2 separate regions of the Homo sapiens genome follow, and region 2 is linked to region 1. A link is a loop called in an ENCODE intact Hi-C map of the cell type or tissue named here. Cell type or tissue: sigmoid colon. All regions are shown on one strand. Each heading gives the region's core, and the rest is flanking DNA. Links, peaks and the distances in the headings are about the cores only.

Region 1 (8,333 bases), core at 257-8,256:
GGAAAGAACTTTGTAATTTCTACCGCTACATAACAAGAGGGAGAGGGCATTATTATCTTTGTCATCTACACTTACTCTCATTTTAAAAAATTTTATTTGGTCGGGCACAGTGGCTCACACCTGTAATCCCAGCACTTTGGGAGGCTGACGCAGGTGGATCACCTGAGGTCAGGAGTTCGAGACCAGCCTGGTCAACATGGCGAAACCCTGTCTCTACTAAAAATTACCTGGGTGTGGTGGCCCATGCCTGTAATCCCAGCTACTCAGGAGGCTGAGGCAGGAGAATCACTGGAACCCAAGAGGCAGAGGTTGCAGTGAGCCGAGATCACACCATTGCACTCCAGCCTGGGCGACAGAGCGAGACTCCGGTTCAAAAAAAAAAAATCTGAAGAGCAACTGGTCAATCTCTTCCAGGGTCCGGAGCAAACCAGGAGCTGCTTTCAAATGGTATATAGCTTTCTGCTTCTAGATGGCATGGCCTTGCTCCAGAACCCTAAGTGTCTGCACCACCACACTCGGCTAATTTTGTATTTTTAGTAGAGATGGGGTTTCTCCATGTTGGTCAGGCTGGTCTCGAACTCCCGACCTCAGGTGATCCACCCGCCTCGGCCTCCGAAAGTGCTGGGATTACAGGCGTGAGCCACCGCGCCCGGCCACTTTTTCATTTTTATTTTTAACACAACAACCAACCAAGTAGGGTTTATTCTAGAGACACAAGGCTGATTCGGTACTTGAAAATCAAGGTAGGCTGAGTGCAGTGGCTCATGCCTGTAATCCCAGCACTTTGGGAGGCCGAGGCGGGTGGATCACTTGAGGCCAGGGGTTCAAGACTGCTTGACCAATATGGTGAAACCCCATCTCTACTAAACATACAAAAAATTAGCCGGGCATCGTGGTGCATACCTGTAATCCCAGCTACTAACGGGGCTGAGGAAGGAGAATTGCTTGAACCCAGGAGGCAGAGGTTGCAGTGAGCCGAGATCGCGCCACTGCACTCCAGCCTGGGCCACAGAGCAAAACTCTGTCTCAAACAAACAAACAAAAAAATCAGCGTAATCCATCACATTAATAGTCTTCAGAAAAAAAGAAGATCATAGCAATTGGTGCAAAAAATTTGATAAAATTCAATATGATGAACACTTCCAGCGAACTCAGAAGGCAACTTCCTTCACCCAATAAAGGGCATCTATAAAAATCTGTTAATCTCACTTAATGGTGAAAGACTGAAATGGTTTTCTCCCAAAAACTCCACACTCACCACTTCTACTTAACATCATATTGGAAATCCTACCAACAAGGCAAGAAAAAGAAACAAAAGGCATACATGTTGGAAAGAAAGAAATACAGCTGTTCCTGTTTGCATACAACATGAGAAAGTGTACAGGGCTGGCCAGAGGTGGCAGGCGGGGAGGCTAGTACCTGTCCTTGCCGTCTCACAGGCTTTGTTGTTGGAGAAAACCAGGCCTGCCTGGTGGATGCTTTTGCTGCTCTGGGTCCTCATACATGTTGCAGGGTTGTAAGGAAGCAAAAGATGAACATGGTTTGGATGGGCCGGCTGACCAACTCCTAGAGCCTCCAAAATATACAGAATATGCTGGAATGGGTTAATAGGCTTCTGGAAGGTAGTCGTGTTGCCCACATCAGCTGAGTAGCCCGTGGTGGGTGTGCTGTTTACGTGGATGGTGCACAGTCTCAGCTTATCTCCAGGACTGGCTTGGTGCCCAGCAGGTGGCTGGAGCTGGCGACAACAACACACTGGTGGCATCAGGAGAGCTGCGTCTTGTAGACTTTGGTGATGCTTCACTTCTTGAGGTTGACATAGGCATACGCCGTCCCTGCAGGGAGCCTTAAAGGAAGACCTCAATGTCACTGTTAGAGTCTGACCAGGGTCGGGGCCTACGTCCTGGAGGTGACCTGGGAGGCAGGGATGTAAAGCTCACACCTTCTTGTGGAGCGGCGGGCCCTCCTAAGGTTTGCTTCCTTGGCACCTGGAGGAGCTGGTATCCAAGCTCCAGGACTAGGCCTGGGAGGCTGTCCTGTTTTTTTTATTATACACGTTTTCAACCAAAGGCAGACCAGAGAGCCATACTAATGCAGCGGTAAAGCACAGAATTTTTATCCAAGCTCTGGTTACTTCCAACCGTGACCGCTCTCACGCTTGCTAGCTCCAATTTCCCATTCCTCTTCACAAAGGATGTGCCCTGGCAATCATGCTATTCTGCCCTGCAAATCTTGACATGGGCTTCTCCACTCCTTTTGATCAAGTTCAACCTTTTCACTCTCACAATTCCCTTATTTCTCATCATTCGCATATTTCCTTTCATTTCTCCTACAACTTTTTCAACATCTCTAGTCCAAGAGTTAACTTGATATATTTCTACACGCCTCGGCTCACCGCCAGCACGATGCCTTTGTTGTCTTGAATCGCCGCCTGCCAATCACCAGGAGACACAGACCTCTAGGAGCGAGGGAACTTGGACAGAAAGGCACTTGGCAAGGCGCACACGACTCAGCGTAAACAAGTGACCTCTTGTTCTCCAAAGCTCTTGAAACACAAGAAGGAAAAATAACAAGCTCTTCTACTATCTGTGTCCTATCATACCTACAATACTCTCTTGGTCCACATGCAAGCACTTTGCATTATAGTACACCACAAGGAGAAAAAGGTAAGACAGGATTCTTAACAGAGGTCGTAAAATAAGGTCCCCGCCGCTAAGAGAAAGAAGACTTTCTTCCAATAGCATAGAGCAGGACTCCACCTCCACCTCCCTTTTCTTTAGTCTTTTGCCCTTCCATCCTCCTTCCAAGACTAGCGTTATCCAATAGAAATATAATGCAGGTCACATACTATGTAATTTTACATTTCCAAGTAGCCACATTAAAAAAATTAAAAGAAGCAAGTTAAATTGGTTTTAGTAATGTTTTATTCAACGCAGTGGACCCCAAATATTATGATTTCAATCACCCATGCAGTAATTAGAAATGTTTTCTTTTTCTTTTTTTTTTTTTTTTGAGACGGAGTCTCGCTTGTTGCCCAGGCTGGAGTGCAGTGGCACGATCTCGGCTCACTGTAACCTCCGCCTCCCGGGTTCAAGCGATTCTTCTGCCTCAGCCTCCTGAGTACCTGGGATTACAGGCGCCCGCCACCACGTCCGGCTAATTTTTGCATTTTTAAGTAGAGATGGGGTTTCACCATGTTGGTCAGGCTGGTCTCGATCTCCTGACCTCGTGACCCGACCGCCTGGGCCTCCCAAAGTGCTGGGATTACAGGAGTGAGCCACCGCGCCCGGCCCCCCTCACGCTTTTTTTTTTTTTTTTTGACGGAGTCTCGCTCTGGTGCCCAGACTGGAGTGCAGTGGTGTGATCTCGGCTCACTGCAACCTCCACCTCCCAGGTTCAAGCAATTCTTCTGTCTCAGCCTCCCGAGTAGCTGGGACTACAGGCGCACGCCACTACGCCCGCTAATTTTTGTATTTTTAGTAGAGACGGGGTTTCACCATATTGGTCAGGCTGGGCTCGAACTCCTGACCTCTGGTGATCCACCCACCTCGGCCTCCCAAAGTACTGGGGTTACAGGCCTGAGCCACCGCGCAGGTCGAAATGTTTTACTTTCTTTTTGTCTTTGGTAGCTGGAGTGCATTTTACACTTACAGAACATCAAACTCGGAAAAGCTGCATTTTAAGTGCCTCATAGGCACCGCACTGGACCGTGCGGCCCTAGAATGCCACACCCCCTAATTCCTGCAGCCAGAAATGAAGATGGCAGGGGCGGTAACACTGCTAGTTTGGGACTAAGAAAGGCAACCTCGGGAGGAGGCGAGCCCCTGCTATGATGAAACTTCTAGGACAGCCTCCCTTCGCCCCCCCCAACCTGTGCAGGGCCTAGCGTGGCTGCAAGCGAGGCAGAGCGCAAGGCACCGCCAGAGCCACGGGAAAGGGCGAGGCGGGGAAGTCTGGGGATGGCGGGGCGGGGCGGGGCGGCTCGGCTCGGCGGGGATCCCCACGCATGCGCACCGCGACAGCTCACGATGCCCGCCTACTGGCGCCCTAGCAACCGGGTTGCGAACCATGTTCTATCCCGACTAAGTGGCCGTCCTGGGAGTTATAGTGCCACTAGCCGGCCTCGGCTGTTCCCTGTCCGAGGCTCTTGTCATTTCCGCTTATTTCCTCCACGGGTGCCGATTTCATGTGTGTGTTCCCGAGTGCCTGAGCCGGCTCCCGAAATGAGTACTCGTGGTTTCCGCGTGGGAACCAACCTCGAGCGCCAGTGGCCCGCCCTCTCCGGGCTGAGGTGGCTGCTGAGGCTGGGGCTGCTCCTGAGGCTTCAGGGCCGCCCGCTGCACGGCTTTCTACCTTCCCAGGTTAGCCGCGGTCAACTTCTGCCAGGCGGAGCGAGAAATCGCATTTTGTCAGGTGAGGATTGGAGGGAGTGAGAGAGATGTGAGGGGAAGGCTTCGGGTAGGGGTATAGGGCCGATAGGGGACGACCAGGGCCGAGAGCTCATGGACTTGGACCCGGAATGCCATTGCCTTCCCTGTGGGTATGTCTCAGGGGCTTTCAATCTCGGAGTCTCCCACTTCGCGGATCTTTCCCGCCCTCTCAGTATCTCCTCCTTCCTCACAGTTCCTCCCCTTCCTCTTCTTTTTCTGCTCCCTCCCTTCCCTCTCATCTCGTCTTCTTCCTTCTCCCTCTCGGCTCCAACGCCTACTGTTTCGGCCCCACCTTCTTATCTTGGCTCCTCCCCTTCCCCCCCTTATCGACTCCTTACCCAGTCTCTTTTTGTTCTGCCAGTGCTCTCTCGGCTCCTCCCCCTCCTCCTTTCTCCTGGATGCTACGCCCTCTCCCATCTCCTTCTCTTTCCCCTCCCTCTCGGCTCCTCTCCCTACCCCTCCCTCTCTTCTCCTTTACCTTCCTCCTCACTGCTGCTTTTTCTAGTCTCTTCCCCTCTGCTCTTCTGTTTTCCTTTTTACTGCTCCTCCTCCTTCCTCTAAGTCCTTCCCACTTCCCTCCCTATTGGCTGCTCCTCCACCTCCCTTTTGGCTTCTCTCCTGCCTCAACTAACTCCTCCCCTCCTCCCCAACGCCTTCGGTTCCCTCTCAGCATCTGTAACCCTTCCCTTCCCTCCACCCTTTCCCTCGTGTTCTTACACAATCTTCCATTCTGGACACATACACTCATTGTGGTCTTTCTTAAATACATCCCCACCATGCTGTGTTACCCCTCACTCATATGGTCTCACACTCTTACCCCCCTAATTCTTGTTAATCCACTTGGGTCTCCTGGGTCCTTTCTCTGCAAACATAGTGTTATTTACTTCTAGAGATTTGTGAGAATAAAATGAGATAGTACATGAAAAGCACTTACGACGGCACCTTGCACATAGTAAGCTTTCAATAAATGGTAACTGTCATCATTATTACTTTTCTTTAGCCAGGGATTCCTGGCACAATTCCTCTTCAGCGTGTCCCTCAACCACCAGTAATTTCTTGGCTCCCTTCCTTAGTAGCCTCGTTGTTTTCATTGTAAGCTGACTCAAAAGGAATTTTTCTTGCAAGTAATCAATTCAAAAAGTATTAATAAATAAGACTTATGTTCTGATCTCTAGTTGCCTAATCTAGGGTGTAGGGGGGTATTCTGGTAGAAGGCATCACAAATGCACACAAAGTTGAGAATGGTGCTGGTGCCATCTGACTATAGACTTAGCCAACTTTAAGGTTCTAGGAGTTTTTAAAGGCTAGTTCTAGGTGCAGCATGTTTACTTTTCAAACCTGGAGCTTGCCTTTCCCTGTGAGAAATATTGATAGCAGTGTTTTGAGCAAACCTCTTGCCAAACACATGTAAGAAATAGCATCCTTTTTATATTTTTTATTTGCCTTTTCTCTGACTGTTTATATCTACTCCTTGCTCTTTATTCTTTATTTCAGCAGGCTCCCTAACAAAGAAACATGATTAGTAACATCTGGAACCTTTCCTTTCCTTTCCCTTTCCCCTTCGGCTTCCCCTCTTCTTTCCTTCCTTCCTCCCTCCCTCCCTCTCTCTCTCTTTTTCTTTCTCTTTCTTTCTCTTCCTTCCTTTCTCTTTCTTTCTTTTCTTTCTTTCTTTTCTTGCTTTCTCTTTCTTTCTCTTTCCTTCCCTTTCCTTCCTTTCTTTTTCCCTCCCTCCCTTCCTCCCTTCCTTTCTTTCCTTCCTTCTTTCTTTTTTTTGAGATGAAGTCTCACTCTGTCTCCCAGGCTGGAGTGCAGTGGCACGATTTCGGCTCACTGCAACCTCCACCTCCTGGGTTCAAGTGATTTTCCTGCCTCAGGCTCCCGAGTAGCTGGGATTATAGGCACCCGTCACCACGCCCAGCTAATTTTTTTTTGTTGTTGTTGTATTTTTAGTAGAGATGGGGTTTCACCATGCTGGCTAGGCTGGTCGAACTCCTGACCTTAGGTAATCCACCCACCTCGGCCTCCCAAAGTGCTAGGATTGCAGGTGTGAACCACTGCACCTGGCAACATAAACTTTCTATACTGAATGAGACCTGTTTCCGGTATTTGGGGTTCACACATTTAAGTCTGTGATACATTTTGGGTTTTTTGTTGTTGGAAGATGTGAAAGGTTGAGATTAACTTTTTTTTTTGCCTATAGATATCTAATTTCTTTAGCATGGTTTCTTGAAAAGACTATCTATCCTTCCTCCGTGAAATTGCTTTTGCACCTTTTCAAATTTTTTTTGGCAGAGGCTTGCTCTGTCCCCCAGGCTGGAGTGCAGTGGCACCATCTTGGCTCACTGCAGCCTCCACCTCCTGAGCTCAAGCGATTCTTCTGCCTCAGCCTTCTTCTTCTTCTTCTTTTTTTTTTTGAGATGGAGTCTTGCTCTGTTGCCCACGCTGGAGTGCAGTGGTGTGATCTCGAGTTCAAGCAATTCTTCTGCCTCAGTCTCCCAAGTAGCTGGGATTACAGGCATCCGCCACCATGCCCGGCTAATTTTTTTTTGTATTTTTAGTAGAGATGGGGTTCCATCTCTACTACATGGTTCCATCTTTCTACATGGTTCCAACATGTTGGCCAGGCTGGTTTCGAACTCCTGACCTCATGTGATCCGCCCACCTTGGCCTCCCAAAATGCTAGGATTACAGGTGTGAGCCACCTCACCTGGCCCTGCCTCAGCCTTCTGTGTAGCTGGGACCACGCCCAGCTAATTTTTGTAGTTTTAGTAGAGACGGGGCCAGTCTGGTCTCAAATTCCTGACCTGAAGTAATCCACCTGCCTCGGCCTCCCAAAGTGCTGGGATTACAGGTGTGAGTCACCGAGCCTGGCAACTTTTTCACCTTTGTAAAAAATCACTTGGGCATAGTTGTATGGCTGTATTTCTGAGTTTTCTGTTGTACTGTTACATTGGTTTGTGTGTCAGGCATTAGCTTTTTGATGATTAAATTTGCATGCAATACCTTTGTGGAGTGCCATTGTTCTAACAGGAAAGTGTACCTTATCAAGAAATGCTATCCCTTGGACTGAAGAAACTTGGCAGTGTAGTACAACTCTGCTGCCAATAAGATTCTTTTTTGGTTCATATTTGTATTATTTCAGGACAGTAGGTGCTAAAATATGACTCTGTTTTTCATTGTTTACTCATGCTCATTATTTCCTGATTCATAACATTGGCACATTTCATCTGAAGGCTCTGGAAGAAAATAATAATAATAATAATAATAACACTGGGCCAGGTGCGGTGGCTCATGCCTGTAATCCCAGCATTTTGGGATGCCGAGGCAGGCGGATCACCTGAGGCTGGGAGTTCAAGAACAGCCTGACCAACATGGAGAAACCCTGTCTCTACTAAAAATACAAAATTAGCCGGGCATGGTGGTGCATGCCTGTAATCCCAGCTACTCGGGAGGCTGATGCAGGAGAATTGCTTGAACCTGGGAGGCGGTGGTTGTAGTGAGCCGAGGTGGTGCCATTGCACTGCAGTCTGGGCAACAAGAATGAAACTCCGTCTCAAAAACAAAAAACAAAAAGTAAAAAAACCACTGGCACTTTACCTTGATAATCCTCCATAGCTAGACCTTGTAAATAAGAAATTTTGTATTAAAAGTATCAAATATTTTATGATCACATTCTTTTGGTAACAGTGTTATTCAGAGAAAAATCACGTACCATATAATTCACCCACTTAAAGTGTCTAATTTAGTGTTTTTTAGTATATTCACAGAGTTGTACAACCACCACTACCATCAATTTTATTGTCACTTTTAAGTGAAGGATTGTATATCAGGGTAGTTCTTAGGAAGCTAGGGTGGATTTCATATCCCACCTTGTATGTTATTGAAGAAGACAAATTCTTCTCT
Region 2 (8,333 bases), core at 234-8,233, 650 kb before region 1:
GATGTGCCACATTTATCATGCTGTGTATCCTGTAAAGAATATTTATGGAATGAATAAAAGAGAGTACTAGAAGCCCCCTGGGTACTGAAGGAGGAAGAAATGAAAATGCTTTGGATGGCCACCCCAGTGTTGAAAAGATCTAGACTTAAAATTATTAAAGGGCAAGAAAATGTCCTCATTTTTTTTTCTTGACTTCAAATAAAGTACAGCAAACATGGGCTGTGCCTCCTCATTCCAAATACAGGCCTGCAATATAAGGGAAGCTTCAGAGGATGCCAAAAAGCAGAAAGTATCAAGGGATGCCCTTTAAAGACACTTTGGAATTTCTAATAGAGCTAAAAATTGGTAAAATCCAGATAGGAAAAAATGAGAAGAAAATAGGAGTTAACATAGATTTCTGGGCCCCATTCCCAGAGTTTCTGATTCTATAAGTGTTATTATTTATATGACATCCATTCCTGAGTATACTGAACAATGTCTTGTGTGATGACAATTACTGCTGAGTATTTAATACCATTACACTTTGATAATGGAAAATATTAGAGATTCTAATACAGATCTAGTATTGTGTACATTGTGGAATATATATATGTATATATATGTATATGTATACGTATATGTGTGTGTATATATACATATATTTTTTTTAACTCAGAGCAGGCAGATGCTTTGCCCTGGGTTACATTGAAAGCCAAGGTAGCACCATGACATTACCAGCGAGCATGACAAGGCAGGGAAGCACATCACAATACAGACAGGTGGAGGTGGTGGTGTACGTCACCTATAGGGAGATGCAGCAGAGATGCCTGATGGCATTTCATATCACAATGCACTGTGCCAGAGTCTGATACAACGCACTGCATACACGATTTTCTCTTTTCCCCACAAAGGACAGTACACGCACAAAGCCAACTACATTTTAAAATGAGCTAGCTAGATGAATGAAGGAGAAGTAAAAACATCCAGATCACACACAGAAAGTGAGACACAGAAGAAACTCTTCTCCTATAAACTGAGAGAGATGTTTCCCCGGGAAAATTGGTCAGATTCAGAGTAGACCATGTCCCCTCATCCACTGCACTCAGCCCCCAGTTTTTCATGCTGCAAACTCAGATGTCTCTGTGGCAGAGGGAATGGTTTGTTGCTTTGAGTGTTGATCTAGACATCTGGAAGCTCTGTGGCTGGGAGGAATCTCATCCATACTTATGTATTGTACTTCATTAATCATCAAGTCCTATCTGGGGCTACATGGTGTTCTAAAGTCTTAGATTATAAACACTTTGAGATTCAACCTGAAGGCATTTTCACTGGTTAAAAATCTGTTCTTGCTGTGGTTCTTCTTGAGAGAATGTCCCTTTGCAAAACTCAGTTGTCAATGGGCTGATACAGTTGTGTAGCTGAAAGCCTTCACTGTAAACCTCATTGTTTTTTTCATGGCCAGTTCACAGCCCTATTTAAAGAATGTGTACTTTGGGAGAAAAAGGGCCTGAGAATATAAAGGGACCTGTGTGGGCAATCTCCAGGGCATGTGGGTCTATTGGCATGCACGCATGGGTAGCCAAGAGTCAAAGCAAGTTTTGCCAATGGATTCCCATCATCTTTGCATGCAGGTCAGGTGAAGGACTCAGCAAAAACAGAGCAAAAGTTCTGAGGCTCAGGTTAACCCAACAGCAAACACTTCAAGGCCCACAAGGAGAGTATTCAGGAAGAGACTTGAGGTAGATGAGGAGAAGAAAAAAAGTGCAGGTTATCCCTGAGGCCAATGGGTAAATAGACCATTTTCCTCTGTTCTCATGAAAGACACATACACTTGGATTTTGCTTTTCTTTAGTTTCCAGATGTTACTGTTGAGAACATATCAAGGATGTCAGAACTAGGAACAACTGTCAAGGCCACCTACTTTAGTCCTTTTACTTTCCTCCGAGGCTCAGAGAGAGGTGTTGACTCAACTTCCTGTGGCTGGAACCGAAGTCTCCTGACACCCTATCTAATGAATGTTCTTTCCTCTACGCACACGTGAAAGGCTGCCTAAACAATCTTTTGGGAGGAAAAAAAAAAAAGTGAGAATTGCTGATCCAATGCTGGGAACCATTATGTAATCCAGCTGGAATTTGGCCTATATCCTCCCAATGAAACTGAAAAGGGGATAGGAGGGAATTAAATGGAGATGTTGCAAAGTTTTGAAAGATGTACTGTTTGACAACTTGTTCTTTTTGTAAAGGTTCCTGTGAATTGGCCTTTACCTGCTGTTCCAGACTCATTCCTCACTACTTTCTCCCAGGAACTCTTTTTTGCACAGGTGAAACCAGGACGTCTCCTGAGCCTACAAGGGCCTCTGCTTTGATCTTTGCTCTTCCCCCACCTCACCGAGGCATGATTCAAATTCAGGATAATCTGATTCCAGAGCTCGCAAGCTTTCCATCAGTAGGAGGAGTCAGAGGAAGAGAGGGCCACTAAAAATGTTGCCTGGGAGCCTATGCCAAAGGCCAAACGAGCAGCCACATCAAATTTCCATCTGAATCTGGGAGTTAGGATGGGAATGGGGGAAATGGCCAAGCTCTAGTGTACCTGAGTGGCTTCATGGAAGAAATGGCTATTTCTTGAATGGTGAGTTTTTTTATATGTTGTCCTCAGAGCTTAGGACAAGGCAGGGAATCGCATCACAATACAGGGAGGTGAGCGACACATCACCAACAGGGAGGTGCAACAGGGATGCTGATGGCATTTTACCACAATGCCCTTCTTTAATACTGTGTAGAAGGTTTGTGTTCAATAAGTTTTGTTGTTGATCATGATGACATTTATTATTATGCCTGGGGATAATTAATTCAACTGAAACATACTCAGGAGGAACTGTTTCGTTTTTTGGTACTAACCAGTTCTTTTCTTTCTCTCTCCTTTTGCTGGGGGCGGGGGAGAGATATGTGCACCCAATTCCGGGATACTGCAGAAAAGGCTGATGTAAGAAGGGAGGTGTGAGAAATAAAGTACTGACTTCAATTTTGGTTCTGTAGAAATATTTGGGTAGCCGGCTTGGTGGTGTTTTCATGATTAAAAATGACCCAGTGTGTGTGCTTGACAGGAACATGGACCACAGCATGCCTGACATATGCTTTTTACCATCTCCATATGTCTCATTTATATCTTAATCCACAGCCTGCTGGGAAATAGCAGGGTAAGACAGCACTTGGGGGACCTCTGTTAGTTGGTCTCATGCTATTTTCTTAGCCTATGGTATTCACACATCCTCCACTCTGAGCTGGAATTTGGCCCTGGGCCTGTGCAATTGCCATAGGGCTGACTGCAGGGAAAAGAAAATTTGAAATGTGAAATGACTTTGTTCAAATATGAGTCAAGGATGTGTTCAGTCTGTTTATAGAAGGAGGAAATGACATTTGAAGAAAATTGGTTCAGGGAGAAATGCTGTCATTATATAAGCATTCATAGTTTAGTAACAGACTGGTGAAGAGAGTAACTGATTGGCTAACTTGCGAACCCCCTGAAAGTGTCCTTTATCCACTGCAGTGTGGTGAGGGGCTTTGGAACTGAACACATCTGGGCCTGGGTCCCAGTTCTGCCACTTAAGGACTTTGTGACCTTGAGCCTCAGTTTTCTCATCTGTAACATGAGCATAATGACAATTTCTTATAACTGCTCCATTATTATTCAAATCAGGTGATATAAAAGATCAGATACAGTGCCCAATGTACAGTACAGGCTCAATAAAAAAAAGATTGTTAGTAGTAATAATAGCTAATAGTTTGAAGGAATTTACCGTGTGTCAGGCACCGAGTCATACACTTTATTTACATTGCAGCCTCACTTATTCCTGACAATAATGCTATGAGGCCGGGCGCAGTGGCTCACGCCTGTAATCTCAGCATTTTGGGAGGCCAAGACTGGCAGATGGCTTGAGCCTAGGAGTTCGAGACCAGCCTGGGCAACATAGTGAGACCTCTTCTCTACAAAAAATCAAGAAATGAGGCAGGAGGATATCTTGAGCCCAGGAGGTCGAGGCTGCAATGACCCATGATTGCACCACTGCATCACTCCAGCCTGGGGGACCCTGCCTCACAAAAAAAAAATGCTATGAAGTCAGTAGAATTATCCCCTCAAATGCTGTTACTATTAATAATGATAATAATATACATACCACGTAGCTCAGACTGCAATAGATAATTCCATGCTTCCTGATCCTGTCCCAACTCAAAAGTTACCTGAAAGCCTTTTCTTTTTCTTCTCCCTTCACCTTTACCCTAAATGTCCTCATTTGTGAACAGAGGGCTGGGGATGTTTTACCAGGTGATTTAGAGACTAAAGACAGGAGGCCAAGAAAACAAAGCATTTTGCAACCCAAATGCTGGCAGAGGGATTTGCAGTTAGAAACGAGATCAAGTTTTTTAGGCAAAGAATAATAATTGTGTGTAACTATCCAACAAAGATGCTTGTTTGGGGAGAAATAAATGCAGGACTCATTCATATTTTCGAAGTCTTTTTAAAGACCAGAATGCTGGCGCTTCACAGAATGTCAGTACCCTTTGTGTTCCTGCCCTGCCCCTTCCCCTACCTTCCTCAGCTGTTGTGGGGGAGAAGGCCTGTTTCAGAAGAAGACAAGGTAGGGTCTATTCCCTTGAGGTGCTGATAAAACGTTGTCCAGTTGCAGACACCCCTCCCCCTCCCCCAAGCTTGTCTCCTGATGGAAGAAGCCAGAAGGCAGGAACAAATATAGTCTCAACAGACTGCAGCTACTACAGTGCTTGAACTCTCCCCTCATTTCTTACAAGTGGAAACAGCCTTACTGGAAGAGTGATCTTGCAAGAAGAGAAAACATCTATCAAGAGTAAGGCAGGCCGGGCGCGGTGGCTGATGCCAGTAATCCCAGCACTTTGGGAGGTCGAGGCAGGCAGATTGCTTGAGGCTAGGAGTTTGAGACCAGCCTGGCCAACATGGTGAGACACCGTCTCTACTAAAAATACAAAAATTAGCCAAGAGTGGTGGCGCATGCCTGTAATCCCAGTAACTCAGGATGCTGAGGCAGGAGAGTCACTTGAACCTGGGAGGCTGAGGTTGCAGTGAGCCGAGACGGTGCCCCTGCACTCCAGCCTGGGTGACAGAGCGAGACCGTGTCTCAAAAACAAACAAACAAACAAACAAAAAAAACAACAAAGAGTAAGGCAAAAACTGAAGCAGCATCTCATGAGAATCTAAGCCGGAAGACCATAGTCATGGCAGTTTATGGCAAAGAGGGAGGCATGTGGACCTTGAAGAGCATCAGGTTCAGGAGGGGTTAACCCCAATCACGTGGCTTAACACACTCCTCCTTCCCCCGCTTCAGGACAGCTTGTGGTTGGGGGAAATAGTGCCTCCTAGATGACAAAGTTATTTGAATGCTAGTTGAAAACAATGCTGGTTCGAGCCAGAATTTCCACATTTTTCACTTAAACTGTCTGTGCATAATTTCCAATTCTTTCTGGGTATGTTATTCCACCCCCACCTCCATCTCTGCCAATTCTCTGGGTATGGTAGAAAGGAAGCACTTTTATTCCAGTCACCAAAGTTTATGAAAATATGAATGACATTAATAGAATATTTTGAATCGTGTATTGCTTTAAGATAGGAAAGTCAGTTATCTTTTTCTCTGGTGGCCTTTTTGCACCATACTTTCCTTCCTTCCCTCCCTTCCTTCTTTCCTTCCTTCCTTCCTTCCTTCCTTCCTTCCTTCCTTCCTTTCTTTCTTTCTTTTTGAGACGGAGTTTCACTTTTGTCTCCCAGGCTGGAGTGCAATGGCCCGATCTCAGCTCACTGCAACCTCCACCTCCTGGGTTCAAGTGATTCTCGTGCCTCAGCCTCCTGAGTAGCTGGGATTACAGGCACCTGCCACCATGCCTGGCTAATTTTTTGTATTTTTTGTAGAGACGGGATTTCACCATGTTGGTCAGGCTGGTCTGGAACTCCTGATCTCAGGTGATTCACCCACCTCAGCCTGCCAAAGTACTGGGATTACAGGCGTGAGCCACTGCGCCGGGCCTTGCACCATACTTTTCAAAACATGTTAATGGACACTCACTTCATGGTAGGCATTTTAAACTGTGATTCTCAGGAACACCAGAGACATAAAAACTAAAATTATGACACATTTGATAGTTCAAAGACACTCAGATTTAATATTTAATTAGCTTCCTCCTCATTTTATGAAGGAAGCGATTTAGAAAGTGACTTGTCCAAAGTCACACTTCTTGTAAATGGCAGAGCCACTCATTTTATTTTATTTTATTTTATTTTATGTATTTATTTTGTTGAGACGGAGTGTCGCTCTGTCGCCCAGGCTGGAATGCAGTGGTGAGATTTCGGCTCATTGAAACCTCTGCGTCCTGGATTCAAGTGATTCTCCTGCCTCAGGCTCCTGAGTAGCTGGGATTACAGGCGCCCGCCACCACGCCCAACTAACTTTTTGTATTTTTAGTAGAGGTGGTGTTTCGCCATGTTGGCCAGACTGGTCTCGAACTCCTGATGTCAAGCGATCCACCCACCTCGGCCTCCCAAAGTGCTGGGATTACAGGCATGAGCTACCATGCCCGGCCAGAGAGCCACCCATTTTAAAGTCCCATTTTTCACAATGCAAATGATAATCCCAGCAGGGTGTTTTTTTTTTTTTTTTTTTTTAAGATGACATCTCCCTTTGTCGCCCTGGCTGGAGTGCAGTAGGAATGTACAGGTGCACACCACCATGCCAGGCTAAATTTTGTATTTTTAGTAGGTACAGGGTTTCGCCATATTGGCCAGGCTGGTCTCGAACTCCAGATATCAAGTGATCCGCCTGCCTTGGCCTCTCAAAGTGCTGGGATTATAGGTGTGAGACACTGCAGTCATCCCCAGCAGCTTTTTTGTGTGTATAGAAATGAACAAAATGGTGGCCGGGCACAGTGGGTCACGTCTGTAATCCCAGCACTTTGGGAGGTCGAAGTGGGTGGATAACCAGAGCTCAGGAGTTCGAGACCAGACTGGGCAACATGGTGAAATCCAATCTCTACAAAAAAAAAATACAAAAATTAGCCAGATGCTGTGGCACATGCCTGGTAGTCCCAGATACTCAAAAGCTGAGGCAGGAGAATCACTTGAGCCTGGGAGGTGGAGGTTGCAGTGAGCCGAGATCGTGCCACTGAACTCCAGCCTGGGTGACAGGGCAAGAACTTGTATCAAAAAAAAAAAAAAAAAAGAACAAAATGATTAGTTGCTATGAGAATTAAATGAGATAATATTTATAAAGTGGCATGCACAGTAGCTCGTTCCCTACACTACACACGTTTTCTTTCCTTTACACACATATATATTTTTGAGACAGAGTCTCGTTCTTGTCTCCCAGGCTGGAGTGTAGTGGCGTGATCTCATCTCACTGCAAGCTCTGTCTCCTGGGTTCAAGTGACTCTCCTGCCTCAGCCTCCCGAGTAGCTGGGATTACAGGCATCTGCCACCACGCCCGGCTAATTTTTGTATTTTTAGTAGAGACGAGGTTTCACCATGTTGGCTAGGCTGGTCTGGAACTCCTGACCTCAGGTGATCTGCTGGCCTCGGCATCCCAAAGTGCTGGGATTACAGGCGTGAGCCACCACGCCCGGCCTCTTTCCTTTATATTAATGTCTACATATCAGGTTTACATAGTTATAATGTTTATGTCCATACCATGTTGTGATCTGCCTTTTTCACTTAACTTACCACATACTTACCACTTTAATGCCTAAATAGCATTCCATCTGGTCGATAGACTACATTTTTAAGACATTCTACCATTATTGAACATTTGGATTGTTTTCAGTTTTTCACCATTATAAACAGCTGGGCTTGGAATGATCTTACACAGTTTTTCACCTTCTATCCCCTTGTTCCTTTGGGGATTGTTTCTTCGGAATGTGGTCTCAGCAATGGGGGCAGAGGTATAAAGAGCTTTCAAACCAAATTGCTCTCCAGAGAAATACCACCAGTTCAGTGTGTCTGCATGTCATCAGTGATGGGGAGACAATATTATTTTTTATTTTTAAAAGACGGGGTCTCACTCTGTTGCCCAGGCTGGAGGTGCAGTGGCACAATCATAGCTCACTGCAGCCTTGAACTCTTGGCCTCAAGTGATTCTCCTGATTCAGCTCCCTAAAGCTCTGGGATTACAGGCCTGAGCCACTGCACCCCATCGAGTCTATACTATTGGGAAAAAAACGTGGTTTAACTCTTCTCTCCAGGCATAGAAAAGCAACTTGAGAATTCTTGGCTGAAACTTCCTTCCCCACCCCTACTTACCCCACCCTGTCTTCTGCACTGTTAGTGCTTTCCTGGCCTTTTCT

What was found. Hi-C counts contacts between places; a loop is a spot of excess contacts. Peaks named below come from ENCODE experiments on the same cell type or tissue, not always from the same donor. Only the 100,000 strongest peaks of a DNase experiment are listed, where the experiment ranks them.
Region 2: it touches region 1 in a loop (8-fold over the local background); 2 of 110 quality-filtered maps call a loop at or near these places.

The regions. Positions count from the first base shown.
Region 1 is chrX:136,905,368-136,913,700 of GRCh38, forward strand. No RefSeq gene overlaps it. Among named protein-coding and RNA genes, the nearest start is that of RBMX, 29 kb to the left of the region's middle. RefSeq lists an enhancer at 3,648-3,697. In sigmoid colon, for the core only: no CTCF peak of the experiment used is centred there; DNase peaks (open chromatin) are centred at 2,414, 3,904 and 4,804; H3K4me3 peaks cover 2,277 bases; H3K27ac peaks cover 1,710 bases.
Region 2 is chrX:136,257,707-136,266,039 of GRCh38, forward strand. No RefSeq gene overlaps it. Among named protein-coding and RNA genes, the nearest start is that of MAP7D3, 10 kb to the left of the region's middle. In sigmoid colon, for the core only: no CTCF peak of the experiment used is centred there; no DNase peak of the experiment used is centred there.